Regions from separate parts of the Homo sapiens genome. Here region 1 is linked to region 2. Evidence: read pairs that join two places in POLR2A ChIA-PET (ENCODE). Cell type or tissue: OCI-LY7. All regions are shown on one strand.

What was found. Peaks named below come from ENCODE experiments on the same cell type or tissue, not always from the same donor. Only the 100,000 strongest peaks of a DNase experiment are listed, where the experiment ranks them.
Region 1: POLR2A ChIA-PET joins it to region 2 with 14 read pairs; 2 of 35 experiments call an interaction of 5 or more read pairs at or near these places.

What each region holds. Positions count from the first base shown.
Region 1 is chr4:70,751,522-70,759,521 of GRCh38, reverse strand. All of the region lies in intron 1 of RUFY3 (RUN and FYVE domain containing 3), which reads right to left. Among named protein-coding and RNA genes, the nearest start is that of RUFY3, 34 kb to the right of the region's middle. In OCI-LY7, no CTCF peak of the experiment used is centred here; DNase peaks (open chromatin) are centred at 3,111, 3,661, 4,341 and 4,851; H3K4me3 peaks cover 2,213 bases; H3K27ac peaks cover 3,733 bases.
Region 2 is chr4:70,939,403-70,947,402 of GRCh38, reverse strand. All of the region lies in intron 1 of MOB1B (MOB kinase activator 1B), which reads right to left. Among named protein-coding and RNA genes, the nearest start is that of MOB1B, 41 kb to the right of the region's middle. In OCI-LY7, CTCF peaks have their summits at 6,861 and 7,063; DNase peaks (open chromatin) are centred at 2,172 and 4,102; H3K4me3 peaks cover 1,337 bases; H3K27ac peaks cover 1,484 bases.

The DNA of each region.
Region 1 (8,000 bases), 190 kb after region 2:
AAAGGAAATCGATATAACAAAGAGATAGCTGCATTCCCATGTTTAATTCAGCACTATTCACAATAACCAAGATATGAAATCAACCTAAGTGTCATCAACATGAATAAAGAAATGTGGTATACACACACACACACACACACACACACACATACACACACACACACAAATTCAGCCATAAAAAGAATGAAATCCTATGATTCATGGCAACATGGATGAGCCTAAAGGACATTATGTTAAGTGAAATAAGTCTGGGACAGAAAGATAAATACCACATGTTCTCACTCATATGTGGAAGCTAAAAAAGTTGAGCTCATAGAAGTAGAGAGTAGAATTGTGATTATTAGAAAATGAAAAGAGTATGGAGGAGGGGAAGATAGGGAGAGGTTGGTTAACAGATGCAAAGCTACAACTAGATAAGATGAGTAAGTTCTAGTGTTCTGTAGCATTGTATGGTGACTATAGTCAATAATTTTCTTTTTTTTTTTTGAGACAGAGTCTTGCTGTCGCCCAGGCTGGAGTGCAGTGGCACGATCTCGGCTCACTGCAAGCTCCGCCTCCCGGGTTCATGTCATTCTCCTGCCTCGGCCTCCCGAGTAGCTGGGACTACAGGCACCCACACCACGCTGGGCTAATTTTTTGTATTTTTAGTAGAGATGGGGTTCCACTGTGTTAACCAGGATGGTCTTGATCTCCTGACCTCGTGATCTACCTGCCTCGGCCTCCCACAAGTGCTGGGATTACAGGTGTGAGCCACCACGCCTGGCAATAATTTTTTTTTTTTTATATTTTCAAATAGCTAGAAGAGAGGATTTTGAATATTCCCAAAATTAATAAATAAGTGTTTGAGGCAAGAGATATGCTAATTACCCTGATTTGATCATTACATTGTATACATGAGCCAAAATGTCAGTCTGTATCCCTAAATATGTATAATTATTACACATCAAAAATTTTAAAAAGAATATATTGCTCATTGTAAATGAACACAAAAGCTAAAATGAGTATTATTTAATTCTTATTATTAACATTTTTGTGCTGAATAGTATACAAAAGTATGGCTATTTAGTCTTGCTATGTTGCTCAAACTGGTCTTGAACTCCTGGCCTCAAGCCATCCTCCCATGTTGGCCTCCCGAAGTGCTGGGATTAAAGGTATAAGCCACTACACCTGGCCTACAAATAATGTTGGCTGCTAATAATGAATATTAAATCATTAACCTGATTTGTCACAGAATATTTTCTATTCAACATTACTTGTCTTAAATACTATTCAAGTGTAAAATGATTTTGCAAAACTAACCTATCCTGTTAAAAAGGGCTGCAATGACCTGACAGAGTATGGAGGGGCTTCTGAGGGCAGGTGAATTTCTGTTTGTTGGTATGGGTGTTTATTATGCAAGCATGTTGTGTGTGTAACATTGTACTGAGCTGAATACTTATAATATAGGATTCTTTTCTGTGTATTTTGTACTTTTAACTATATAAAGTAAAAAAAGATTCTGTTATATTGTATAAGCCAGAAAGCCATTTTAAAACATGCATGACTTTCATGATATCATCAGTCAAGCTTTTCCTATGAGAAAAATGATTTAAAATTTTAAAATGTTCACAACACTGGCATTTAACACTATCATTCCAATAGAGAACTTTCATGCAATTATTTTTTTCAATACATATTGAACATCTACTATGTGTTAGATATTGTTTTAATGCTAGAAATACAGAGGTAATAATAGACTTAGTCCCTGCCATCAAAGTGCTTACTATTTATCGCAGTTGGTTAATACAAACTTATAGAGAACAAATAGGGCAGTGTACAGCAAACACCTGAAATTTCAGGATAAACATAATCATATTTAACAAAGATCAATTTTATTCCAGGACAAATATTTTATTTTATTTTAATTTTTTAATTTTTCAGATGGAGTTTCACTCTTGTTGCCCAGGCTGGAGTGCAATGGCGCGATCTTGGCTCACTGCAACCTCGTCTTCCTGGGTTCAAGTGATTTTCCTGTCTCAGCCTCCCAAGTATCTGGGATTACAGGCATGTGCCACCACGTGCGGCTAGTTTTGTATTTTTAGTAGAGACAGGGTCTCACCATATTGGTCAGGCTGGTCTCAAACTCCTGACCTCAGGTGATCCACCTGCCTCGGCCTCCCAAAGTGCTGGGATTACAGGCATGAACCACCGCGCCCGGCCCAGAACAAATAATTTTAAATGTTCCATTTGTTTTGTTTTGATTTTTGAGGCAGGATCTTGCTCTATCACCCAGGCTGGAGTGCAGTGGCACGATCACAACTCACTGTAGTCCCAATCTCCCAGGCTCAAGTGATTCTCCCATCTCAGCCTCCTGAGTACCTGGGATAATAAACAGGTGTGTGCAACCATGCCCGGCTAATTTTTTTTTTATTTTTTGTAGAGACAGGGTCTCCCTATGTTGCCCAGCTGGTCCCAAACTCCTAAGATCAAGTGATCCTCTCACCTCAGCCTCCCAAAGTAATGAGATTACAGGCATGGGTCGCCATGCCCAGCTAATTAAAAAAATTTTTTTTTTGTTAAATGACATAAACCTATTCTATGGAAATGTTAGTTTTCTACATTTCTTAAAACTAAGATAATTGATGTCATTAATTTAGGGTTTCAGGCAGGCTGTAAGCATAATACAATTTCCTCTGACATTGGGTGCACTTCTGTGGAGAAGACTGAGAAGTACTGCAACTACACTGCAGTAAGAACTCCAACAATGGTATATACAGGATACCAGGGGAATATGCATAGGAGAAAGGTATCTGACCTGGCTCCCTATTTTTCCTTCAATTTTAGGGGCCCCGTGTGTTTCTATAAATCCTCAGAGGATGAGACTTTTGAGTTCAATCTTAAAGGATAAAAAGAAAGGAGTCACGTAAGGAAGGGGTAGCAGTAGAGATGTGAAGGGAACAGGATGGAAGGAATAGCTTAGGTAAAGGTACAGAAGTATGGAAGAACATAACATACACAGAAGAAAAACAACACTGAAAAAATGCCAGGGGTTTAAGTATTAGAGATGAGACAAGAGAAAGAGACAAGGGCAGACTGCTAAGGACCTTGTTTAAGGAGTACAGATTTCACCTTAAAGTCAGTGAAGACTTTAACGTGGGATGTGATGTCACAAATTTGAATTTTAGAGAAGCCATTCTTGCATCCTTTTGGAAGATGATTGGAAGGGTGCATGAACTCAAAGCTGAGGGGCAAGTAAGGGTCTACTGCAATGGCAGAGGAAAATAAATAATAAAGGGTAGAACTAGAGCAGTGGGGCTGTATGGAGAAGAGGGAGTCAGCATGGAGAGACATTCTGGGGTAGAACGTTAGCATTTCATAGCTTGACTATCTGGACATAGTCAAGGAGAATGGAGAGTAACTTCCCTATTTGTAGTTTTGGCGATTAGATGGACGATGGTGCAGATCACATTGGTGGGGAATACAGCAAGAGCACTGGACTAAAGAAATCATGTGGAAGTGACTATAGTTAAAATAATACATTATGTTGACTGGTTCTCAAATCAATGTTCTTTTTTTCCTTTTTTTTTTTTTCGAGACAGAATCTCGCTCTGTCACCCGGGATGGAGTGCAGAGGCGTGATCTCAGCTCACTGCAAGTTCCGCCTCCCAGGTTCACGCCATTCTCCTGCCTCAGCCTCCTGAGTAGCTGGGACTACAGGCACCTGCTGCCACGCCCGGCTAACTTTTTGTATTTTTAGTAGATACGGAGTTTCACTGTGTTAGCCAGGATGGTCTTGATCTCCTGACCTCGTGATCCGCCCGCCTCAGTGTCCCAAAGTGCTGGGATTACAGGCATGAGCCACCGTACCCGACCTCAATGTTCTTTCAAAAAGCATGTGATTCTTCACTGTATCTCTTCAAGACTGCTAATTTCCATATAAGGGTATTTTAATAAACTTTACAGAGTCATGTAGCTCATTTAGTTAATAGTGATGATAAAAGTGATCTGAAGTCATATAGCTAACAGTGACAGTGAGTCATATTGTTCTGAAAACAAATCATGTCACCAAGGTGCCATTTTATCTTCTTATAATGCAATGACTAATGTTCATACAGCAAAATCTTGAAATGTTTTCTAAATAATTGAAGGAAAAGAAAGATATATTTAATATTAGTATTAAGTATGTTATATGCAATTCTTGGCAGAGAATAATTGATATTAATATGTAGCACAATCATAGTTATTCTTCAGAATTTTCTTATTATCTAACAGATTAAAGCTTTTATCTTATATAAGAAACAAAATGGTTATCACACAGAAGACTTTTCAAAGATGTGTAAAAGCTTTTGGCTGGGCGCAGTGGCTCACGCTGGTGGCTCACGCGGTGGCTCAGGGAGGATCATCTGAGGTCAAAAGTTTGAGACCAGCCTAGCCAACACAGTGAAACCTCGTCTTTACTAAAAATACAAAAATTAGCTGGGCATGGTGGCAGGCGCCTGTAATCCCAGCTACTAGGGAGACTGAGGCAGGAGAATCGCTTCAACCCGGGAAGCGGAGGTTGCAGTGAGCCAAGATCACACCACTGCATTCCAGCCTGGGAGATAGAGTGATACCCCCGTCTCAAGAAAAAAAGAAAAAAAAAAAAGCTTTAATATGAGATTAAAAACAACAAACTAACAGAAACATATAGAAAGAAAAGCTTACTCTATGTTGGGAATGACTGAAGAACAATAATTTTAAATAAATCTATTTTGAACTTTTGCAATAATTGTTCTTAGAGTATAAAACTGGACAGAAAATGAGTCCTTGATTGTGAAAGAAAGAAGTGAAAGTACTAAAAAGACCTTAGCGTATAAAACTGGACAGAAAATGAGTCCTTAATTGTGAAAGAAAGAAGTGAAAGTACTGAAAAAGACCTTGTAATAAAACACCATTTAGTTAGCCTGATGACACTTATTTGTATGAGACAATCATGAACTTTTATTCTATCCTCATTTACAAAAAAAAAAAAAAATTATAATAGAGTCTTAGGACCCTTAGAATATCTATATATCTATATCCATAACTATATCTATCTATTCTTAATGGCGTCTCAGGTATCATATTTCTACTCAATAATAAGAAAATTTACTTAAGTAACATTTTCTCTGGATTGAAATCTGTTAAAGGGGTTAGTCAAAAAAATTAACCAGCCAGGCTTGGTGGCTCACACCTGTAATCCCAGCACTTTGGGAGGCCGAGGCAGGTGGATTACCTGAGGTCAGGAGTTCGAGACCAGCCTGGCCAACATGGGGAAGCCCCATCTCTACTAAAAGTACAAAAGTTAGCTGGGTGTGGTGCCAGGCACCTGTAATCCCAGCTACTCAGGAGGCTGAGGCAGGAGAATCACTTGAACCCGGCAGGCAGAAACTGCAGTGAGCCAAGATTGTGCCATTGCACTCCATCCAGCCTGGGCGACAACAGCAAAACTCCATCTCGAAAAAAAAAAAAAAATTAACCATAAATTTACTTGTCCTCATTGCTACCTTTTCTTGGTAACAGTATAATCAATGATGAACTTCACTGAGTTAGGACTTGTCATCAGAAAGGATTAATATACTCATCCATGGAGCCAATTAACCTATTATATGACTTCAGGCAAGAAATCTCACCCCTTTGAAGCTTCAATTTCCTCATCAGTAAAATGAGAGGGTTGGGCTTGTTCAGTTTTTTCCCTTGGAAACCATGCACATTCATAATAGTCATAATGACATATAGCAGCACTGATTCTCAAAGGGAGAGACATATTAATATACCTGGAACCAGAGAAATGACATGTTCTGTTTGGAAAATCCCACAAATGATTGATACCAAATGAACTAGATCCTTTCTACTCTCTGGTCTCAGAACATCAACACTGGCATAACCAGGAAAGCTTTTAGACAAGGGAAGCTGTAGACTTCAACACTACCACTGAATCAGGTTTTGCACTTTAACTAGATCCCCAAGCAATCTGTATGTGCATTAAAGTTTGAGAAGCACTGGCCTAGATCACTCTCCTAGCTAGCATATTATAATTCCATGATTTCACAGTTGGCTTCATCAAGGGCAACCAACATACATGTATATAAGTAGAAAGCCCTAGGAGGAAGGAAATAATAAAGATTAGATCAGAAATAAATTAAAAAGCAAAAACAACTACTGAGAAAAATCAATAAAATCCAAAGTTGGCTCTTTGACAAGATTAACAATACTGACATTTAGCTAGACTGATCAGTAGAAAAGGGAGAAGATTCAAATTACTAAAATCGGGAATGAAAGAGGGGACAGTAGTATTGACATTACAGAAACAAGGATTATAAGGGAATACTACGGACAACTGTATGTCAACATATTAGATAATCTAGACAAAATGGACAATTTCTTAGACACAAACTACCAAAACTGACATAAGAAGAAATAGGAAATCTGAACAGACCTACAAGTAAAGATCCTGAATTAGTAATAATAATAAAAAAATAGCATACAGAGGAGGCCAGGACCAGATAGTCTCGTTGTTAAAATCTACCAGTCATTTAAGGAATTGACACCAATCCTTGACAGACTATTCCAAAAATTAGAAGAGAGAACTTCCGAACTCATTCTATGACACTAATATTACCTTGAGACCAAATCAGATAAAGATATCATAAGAAAACTATAGATCAATACTCCTTATGAATACAGACACAAAAATCCTTAACAAAATACTGGTAAACCAAATCCAGAAACATATAAGAAGGATTATATAACTGGACCAAGTGGGATTAATCACAGAATGCAAGGTCGGTCCAACACACAAAACTCAATCAGTGTAATACACCAAATTAACAGAGTAAAGAAAGACATCACATGGTCATTTCATTAGAAGCAGACAAAGTACTTGACAAGTTCCAATATCCATTAATGATAAAAACATTCAACAAACTAGGAAGAGAAAGAACTTCCTTAGCTTGACAAAGGGCATCTACAAAAAACTCACAGCTAACAAACTTGATGGCAAAAGACTGAAGGCTTTCTCAAAGATCAGGAACAAGACAAGGATGCCCACTTTTGCTACTTCTAACCAAATTGTATAGGCGAGTCTTGCCAGGGCAAGTAGGCAAGAAAAGGAAATGAAAGGCATCCAGTTTGAAAAGGAAGAAGTAAAACTATATTTGCAGATGACATGATCTTGTATATAAAAAATCCTAAGGAATCCACACACACACACACAAAGTATGTACATAAAATGAGTTTGGCAAGGTTGTAAGGTACAAGATCAATACACAAAAATTAATTATATTTGTATACATTAGCAACAAACAATTCGAAAAAGAAATTTAAAAACAATTCCATTTACAATAGCACCAGAAAAATATTTACCAATAAACTTAACAAAAGAAGTACAAGACTTGTACATGGAAAACTATAAAACTTTGCTGCAAGAAATTTTAAAAGATCAGGCTGGGCGCGGTATCTCACGTCTGTAATCCCAGCACTTTGGGAGACCTAAGTGGGTGGATCACTTGAGGTCAGGAGTTCAAGACCAGCCTGGCCAACATGGTGAAACCCCATCTCTACTAAAATTACAAAAATTATTATTTGCAACAAATGGTGGTAGGATAATTGGATATCCAAATGCAAAATAATTTTTTAAAAAGCTCAAAATAGATCTGAGACCAAAGTGTAAGAGCTAAAACTATAAAACTCTTAGAAGGAAACACAGGTCTAAATATTTTATAACCATAGGCTAGGCAATGGTTTAGCAACAAAAGAAAAAATAGGTAAGGTGGACTTCATCAAAAATAAAAACATTTGTGTTTCAAACGACATCATCAAGAAAGTGAAAAGACAACCCACAGAATGGCAGAAAATATTTGCAAATCAGATCCAATATCCAGAATGTATAAATAATTATTATGATTTAACAACAGAAGAGAAATAATCCTAGTAAAAAAGAATGGGCAAAGGCTTGAAATATACATTTCTGCAGAGAAGATAGACAAATGGCCAGAAAGCAT
Region 2 (8,000 bases):
AGCTACTCAGGAGGCTGAGGTGGGAGAATCACCTGAGCCCAGGAGTTCAAGGCTGTAGTAGGCTGTGATCATGCAACTGCACTCCAACCTGAGTGACAGAGTGAGACCCTGATTCTAAAAAGAAAAACAAAAATCAACAATAAGAAGACCCAGTGTCTTGATCCTGCCTTTTCAGAGTCTACGACTCACTTGTCAGGGACTCCTGCAAAACTGGTGATATCATCCCCAATTTTTTAGTTTTAAGCTTAGGGAAATTGTGTAATTTGTCTGATATTTCACGGCCAGTTTCAGATCCTGTCTTTCTAACTTACTGGCTAAGAACTTCCCTAAGTTTAAAATGAAAAAACTGCAAACGACATCACCAGTTTTGAAGGACTGTTATGATAGATGAGTAAATTACATTTGAAGCACCCTAGTTTTGAGGCAGCAATCACAGAGCAAACGCTCAATATAATGTGAAAGAAAAATATAATCTTGGAACCCCAAACTCACTAGGCTTAAGAGAAAGTTGGCTGGCTAATCAGAGCCTCACAAGAATGTAACCACTTGCCTCACTGCCTACCCTCCCTCCTTTTTTTTCCTTCCCCTTCTGTTTCATCTTTCCCCTTTAAATATTGAAGTTCCCAAAACCCTCTTTGGAAAAAGCACAGGTCACAGATCCTACTGTGACTTGTGTTTCTTTTTCCCAAGCATATCCTCAACCTTGGCAAAATAAACCACTAATTGATTGAGATCTGCCTCAGTCAGTTTTTGGTTTACAATAGGAACTAGCATTTTTCAAATGTTCAATAACAAATGACTATATATATGCATATTTACATGCACTTACATGCGTATAAATAAAATACCCTTTCTGACTTTATCCCCTTGCCATACTAACCCATGAAGGGTCAGCTTAAAATATGACCTCCTCCTGCTTATTTGTTTATATTTCTTTTTCCCTCTCCCTCTCTTTCACTAGATCGTGGGTTACGAGGGATATGAGTCTTCTCTTAGATACCTTTGCATTCCCAATACCTAACACAGAAGCTGAAACATAACGGAATGCGTAATAAATGTTTATTATCTCAAATAATGATGTTGAAGAAAAATCTTATTCTTATTGCGAGGAGCCATTGTTACCAATATTAAAGAAAAGGATCAATCTGTCATCTTTATTTGATTCACTATGACAAATCTAAAGGATTCCAACTGTGCAAGAGAAGTAACATTGAGGAATATTTCCTAGTCCTAACACCAAAATTTCATTTTCAATATTAGGCCCCTTTATAGTCCTGCCCTACTTAAACTTTGGCCAAAAAAAAAAAAAAAAAAAAAAGAACAAACAAAAACCAGCTTAGCCAAAGCATTTGCCTGCAAAAGACATTCAATGCAATCAGTGACACAGAAGTTGTGTAGTCTTAATGCTTTGAAATTAAACTCTTATAATACAGAAGCCAGCCCGATAGGAAAAAAAAAAAGCACCACAAAAAGTTAAAATCAGGTAGCGCCTACTTCTCCTTATCTCATACAATTTTAACTGCACTTTCTTTATTCACCAAATAATGTCTAGTCATCCCTAGATAATCAGTGCAGGGGTAATTTTCCTCAGGAAGCTTCCCTGATATCCTAAGACGGGTTAAGGATGCCTTCTCTGTGTTCAGACAGGATACTATCATTGTTTATTTTACACAGCACCATGAGTTTCTCAAAAATAAGAAATGTTTCTAAGGCATCACTGCATCTCCAGAACCTATCACAAGGCCTAGGTCAGAATAGAGCTTCAGTATTTGTTGAGCTAACTGACAAAGAATTCCAAGACAAAAATTTGAAAGTACAGCAAATACTTTAGACATTTGTCAAAATTTATATCTTCAGCTTATACAAATAGGCCTAATCATGATAGGTTCAAGTAGCATAGTACAGAGTATGCATGCAGAATAATATGCATCTTGTATTTTAACTAACATTTCAGTAGCACAACTGAACAAACAAAATCCAAGCACAAAATTACAGTACGAGGCTATAGAATTTACCATGACAGTTTAAAATTCAGGGCCTTGGAAAGGGCCCTAACAAAAATCACGAAAGCAATCCAACTACAATTGGTTAAAGACTTCTGTTCTGACTTCTAACTTCTGTTTCTGACTCCCTCTCCATCATACTTCCTCCTTCGGTAATCTGATATTCTGGGCACTGAACTAAGGGGAAGCTGAGTTGGGTATTTATATATACTTAGGTTTCATAGGATATATGTAGTGTGCAATCACATCTATGTATGACTAGATAATTGCTAGTCTGGGTACAAGAATGACATCCAGGAATATTCCTACCACCCAATGCACTGCCTTATCTGGTATCATTAACACTAAGGCAGAGGACCAGGGACATCTAGATATGAGCTCCATATGGTATTGGCACAGAAGTATGTAAAAACACTGCAATTCATATAAAACCAAGGGTGAGACAGTTTGGATATTTGTCCCCACCCAAATCTCATGTTGAATTGTAATCCCCAATGCTGGTAGGTGTTTGGATCATGGGGGTGGGTCCTTCATGGCTTGGTGATGTCTATGTGATAGTGAATGAGTTCTCGAGATCTGGTCATTTAAAAGTCTGTGGCATCTCATCCCCTACTCTCCCCCTTTCTCTCTCTCCTCTCTACTTCCTCTGTCTCATACTGTCTTGCTCCTACTTTTGCCATGTGACGTACCTGCTCTCCCTTTTGCCTTCTGCCATGATTGTAAGCTTCCTGAGGCCTCCCCAGAAGCTGATGCCACGATGCTTCCTGTACAGCCTGCAGAACCTGAGCCAATTAAACCTCTTTTCTTATAAATTACCCAGTCTCAGGTATTTCCTTATAGCAATGCAAGAACAGCCTAACAGAAGGAGCTGCCCCAAATTTGACAACAATCTTAAAATATTACAGACACTACCAATAAAACGAGTTGTCAATCTCAAACTTTTCTAAACTATCAATAATAAACACAATTTGATCAGTCATGGTAGAGAAAAAAGTACACTGTTGACATATGAAGAAGTGGTCAAAAAGTATACAGTCAAAAAAATCTAAATAAAAAAGTATTAGAGGCCGGGTGCAGCGGCTCACGCCTATAAACCCAGCACTTTGGGAGGCCAAGGCGCGAGGATCACCTGAGGTCAGGAGTTTGAGACCAGCCTGGCCAGCATGGTGAAACCCAGTCTTCACTAAAAATACAAAAATTAGCCGGGCATGGTGGCATGTGCCTATAATCCTAGCTACTCAGGAGGCTAGGGCAGGAGAATCACTTGAACCTGAAAGGTGGAGGTTGAAATGAGCCAAGATTGCAACTAGGTGACAGAGCAAGACTCCGTCTCAAAAAAAAAAAGTATTACAGATATCTAGCAGTTGCCATAAAAATGTTATTTTTCTATAGTTTGTGATGTTAACTAACCTTGTGTTATTAAAATTGTGATCTGTGTTTTTTCATTCTAAATATTCATTTTGACATCAAATTTTGTATTTATATATTTTTTCATTTTCTCAAAAAGGGAAATGTTTTGTTTTTTTTTATTTTGATTGAAAAAGATTTTCTCCAAAAATCTAGATCTCTACCCACTTGAAGGCTTATTAATGCTACTTACAGAAGGAAAATCAGAAGTTATAGCTTGATATAACTGATTCTCTAATTTACCAATATATAAACCCATTTAGGTACACGTATAGTCTTCTACTACTATATTTACCAAGCTATGAGAAGTGTGCGTTAACTCCTGTCTCTTCTATTACCATGGACAATTTAGAAGCAGGTCCCATATGTCTTATTCACTTGGGTATTTTTTCAGAAGCTACCTTCTAATGCAGTAAATGATCAATGATTGTTGATTTTTTTTAAAAAGTTACTATACCTTGAACTACTGTCTTTAGAAAAGTTTATCAAAGCTCTTTCACTATTTTATGTCAGATGATTATTCATCATTGTGGGGTAAGTGGAAAACATGATTAACTATAAGAAATGATGTGAGCTAATCTTGCTAAAGATCCAGGTGTTGAGATACTGGATGTCATCCCAGTTCTTTGCTCACCTCAAAGATCATCACAGTTATAACAGCTGTGCTGTTCAATGGGCAAAACTAGCACCAAGTGCAAAAAGCAGAACTAGTAAACTACTTGTTCCTCTTCCATAAAAGCTGAACCACCCCATTTAGCTAATGGAATCTCTAGAACTATGTGAAATGAGAATGTATGCTTATACAATATTATGTCAAAAAAACCATCAGAAATGACCCTATGGTTTTATTTTTAAAAGGTAAAGTACTTTCTAGGGTGACAGAAATGTTTCAGGTTTTAAAAGCAGTGTGGTTTACAAAAAGCATACACTCTTTTAACTATACACTTAAGTTCTGAGCACTTCATGTTTTGTAAATCATATCTCGATAAAATAAAAATAACTTAGCAATGAACTCCCCGAACCCACTGAGATATATTTCTGAGCTACATTAAAGGGAAATACTGCCACAATGCTCTTAAACATTCATATAATAATTTTTTCTTTGCTTACTTCTTTGCCTCCAGTTCTTTATTTTGAGTCTTTCATAATCCGACAATATGAACCTTCTCTCTACAGACAAAAAACACAATATTTTGCATACAGGAATTCAGGGAGGGGCTAAAACCTGTTCATAAACCCAGATACAGAAATCCTGCCCTAGTCTGTATCTTTTCCCTGAGGTTATCATAAAAACATCAGTTTCTCTTTAAATGTCTATGAGCTTCACATTTAATTTCTAATCCTATAGACATATCTTTTAGATAAAACACACATACATTCAGGATAGGTACAAGTTTTATTTCAATTAAAAACTACAGTTTAGGTTTATTCTTTTTCTATTAAACAGTGACTAGCAGAAAGCTTTAATCATATTTATAAAATAATTTATGTTAAAGTTCAAAACCATGGCATTTATGAGAAATTCAATGCATTAAATTCATTCTTAAAAAAATAAAGAAATCCATGCTAATGCCTATAAAAACTGATAAAGTGTACTAGGAAATAACTTTACTTATTAAATGGCAATTCCACTTTAATAGACCACTAGAATATTAAATATTAAATATTAAATATTTAATAGACCACTAGAATATTAAATGGCAATTCCACTTTAATAGACCACTTTAATATTACCACTAGAAGATATTGGTAATATGTACACAAAAGTTATAAACTATTTTCTCCTATAAATCTAACTTCAAATGCAGCTGATTTGAGTGTTTGCTTCTTAGGATTTTTCGTTTTTAATAAAATAAGAATCATTCCTGGTTTGGAGGTCAATTTTAACCAATGTGTAATTAAGGTCAAAGACATTGAGGATTTAAATGAGAGTTGCCAAAGCATACTTCTGATGCATAATCTGAATAATCTGAAATATTAGCTAAGATTGATAATAATATTAAATTATAAAACTTACTAAAGCCTTTCACAACTATTAAAACATTCTAATCAAGAGGTTTAAGAAATTTAGAAACAAAATTCTTATACAGGGTTACCATCAAATCATCTGTTCTTCTGACAGATATTGAAGTATCTCGGTCCAGTTTTACCATAATGATAAAATTAAAAATACCAAGCATGTGATCTCAGTAATTAGCTTTACTTTAAAAGATTAAATTAGCATTTGAATGTTCGAATGTTAATTTTCTCTGAAAAGAAAGATACCAAAGTTTCTCTGAAAAGAAAGATACCAAAGAGAAATGTCACAAGGAAGGATGGAACAGAGTAAGGGAAAGAAGGAAGAAATTTCTTGACTGGGCACGGTAGCTCACACCTGTAATCCCAGCACTTTGGGAGGCCGAGACGGGCGGATCACAAGGTCAGGAGATCGAGACCATCCTGGCCAACACAGTGAAACCCCGTCTCTACCAAAAATACAAAAAATTAGGCGGGCGTGGTAACGGGCACCTATAGTCCCAGCTACTTGGGAGGCTGAGGCAGGAGAATGGCGTGAACCCAGGAGGCGGAGCTTTCAGTGAGCCGAGATCACCACATTGCACTCCAGCCTGGGCAACAGAGCGAGACTCCGTCTCAAAAAAATAAATAAATAAAATAAAACAAATTTCTTAAGTTGCAGCAGATAAAAGTGACAAAGAAGTAAGCAGAAATTAGAGTATAGTACTGAGAACATATTTCATGTCTAAAGGGGCACCTGGAAATTCAAATCAACCTGTTAAGAAACAGCCACTACTACTGTGTGTGTATGGCATAGAAAAGAAAAAAAAAAAAAAAGAGCCAAAGTAGCCAAGAGAGATATGATAGCCAGATACAAATAAAGAGAAAATCAGACAATGTACATGTGGCAAGAGTTGTCTACTTCTGCAGTCATAGTAAGACAAAATACTACAGTTAAATTTGGTTAATCAAATCCTAAATTCAAAGCTGAGATACATTAAAAGACCAATTAATATTTAATGCCGGGCCGGGCGTGGTGGCTCACGCCTGTAATCCCAGCACTTTGAGAGGCCGAGGCGGGCGGATCACCTGAGGTCAGGAGTTCGATACCAGCCTCAACATGGAGAAACCCTGTCTCTACTAAAAATACAAAATTAGCCGGGCGTGGTGGTGCATGCCTGTAATCCCAGCTACTCGGGAGGCTGAGGCAGGAGAATTGCTTGAACCTGGGAGGTGGAGGTTGCTGTGAGCTGAGATTGCGCCATTGCACTCCAGTCTGGGCAACCAGAGCGAAACTCTGTCTCAAAAAAAAAAAAAAAAATTAATGCCCTAATATTATTTTTATTATTAACCTGAAAACAAAAACGAAAGGAAAATTGTTCATCCATTCGGAATCAGATTTTAGAGACATTTAACTGATAACAATGTTGATACATGGACAGAGATTCATCTTTAATCCTCTAGGATACCTAATACGGGCAAGTCACCACCATGTTAAGCACTGTGGGAAGCTAGGAAAACACATAACAGATATTCCTTGCAGTTCAAATTTGGTGGTTTGTGTTGTTTTCTGACATGGGGTCTCGCTCTGCTCTCACCCAGGCTAGAGTGCAGTGGTGCGATCTTAGCTCACTGCAACCTCCACCTCCTAGTGGTATAGAAGGGAGGCAGAAAAGTGCTGGGTAGACAGAGGAAGGTGGGTCTCTGGAGAGGGCTGGGCCTGTGCCCATGGACCTAGGTGAGGACAGGCACTCCTGCCTTTATGCCCAAATGCTGCATTTCTCAAGACCACCCTGGCCCACCATGGCCCCATCCTGTGCCTATAAAAACCCCCGAGACCCTAACAGGAGAGACACAAGCGGCTGGACGTGGAGAGGAACACATCAGCGGAAGAAGACAAAAGCGGCTGGAGGTCAAGAGGACATCGAGTGGAGCACACCGGCAGGACAGCAAACCAACAGATGCTGGCACTGGGCAGGCCATAAACCAACGGAAAGATGCAGAGACGGGCTAGGGCAGTCGGAGGAGACACTGGGCCACACAGTGGCCAGACTCCAGGGGAAAATCATCTCCCCCTGGCTCCTCCATCTTCTGAGAGCTACTTCCGCTCAATAAAACCTTGCATTCTTTCTCCAAGTCCACCTGTGATCCAATTCTTCTGTACACCAAGGCAAGAACTCCGGGATACAAAAAACTCTCTGTCCTTGTTAGGCAAGAGGTCTCAATGAGCTGATGGGTAAACTAAAAGAGCACCGGGTAACACACGCCCACTGGGGCTTCAGCACTGCACACTCCCTGTAGAGGTTTGAGCAGCAGGACACCAAAGAAGCGAGCCACACCCCCGACCGCACACCCTTTAAGGGGGACAAGGGAACCTTTCCCGTTTCACCACATTCAAGAGATCCTCCCAGCCTCAGCCTCTTGAGTAGCTGGGATTGCAGGTGTGCGCCACCATGCCTGGATAATTTTGTATTTTTAGTAGAGATGGGGTTTTGCCACGTTGGCCAGGCTGGTCTTGAACTCCTGACCTCAGGTGATCCGCCCACCTTGGCCTGTGATTACGGGTGTGAGATTACAGGTGTGAACTACTGCACC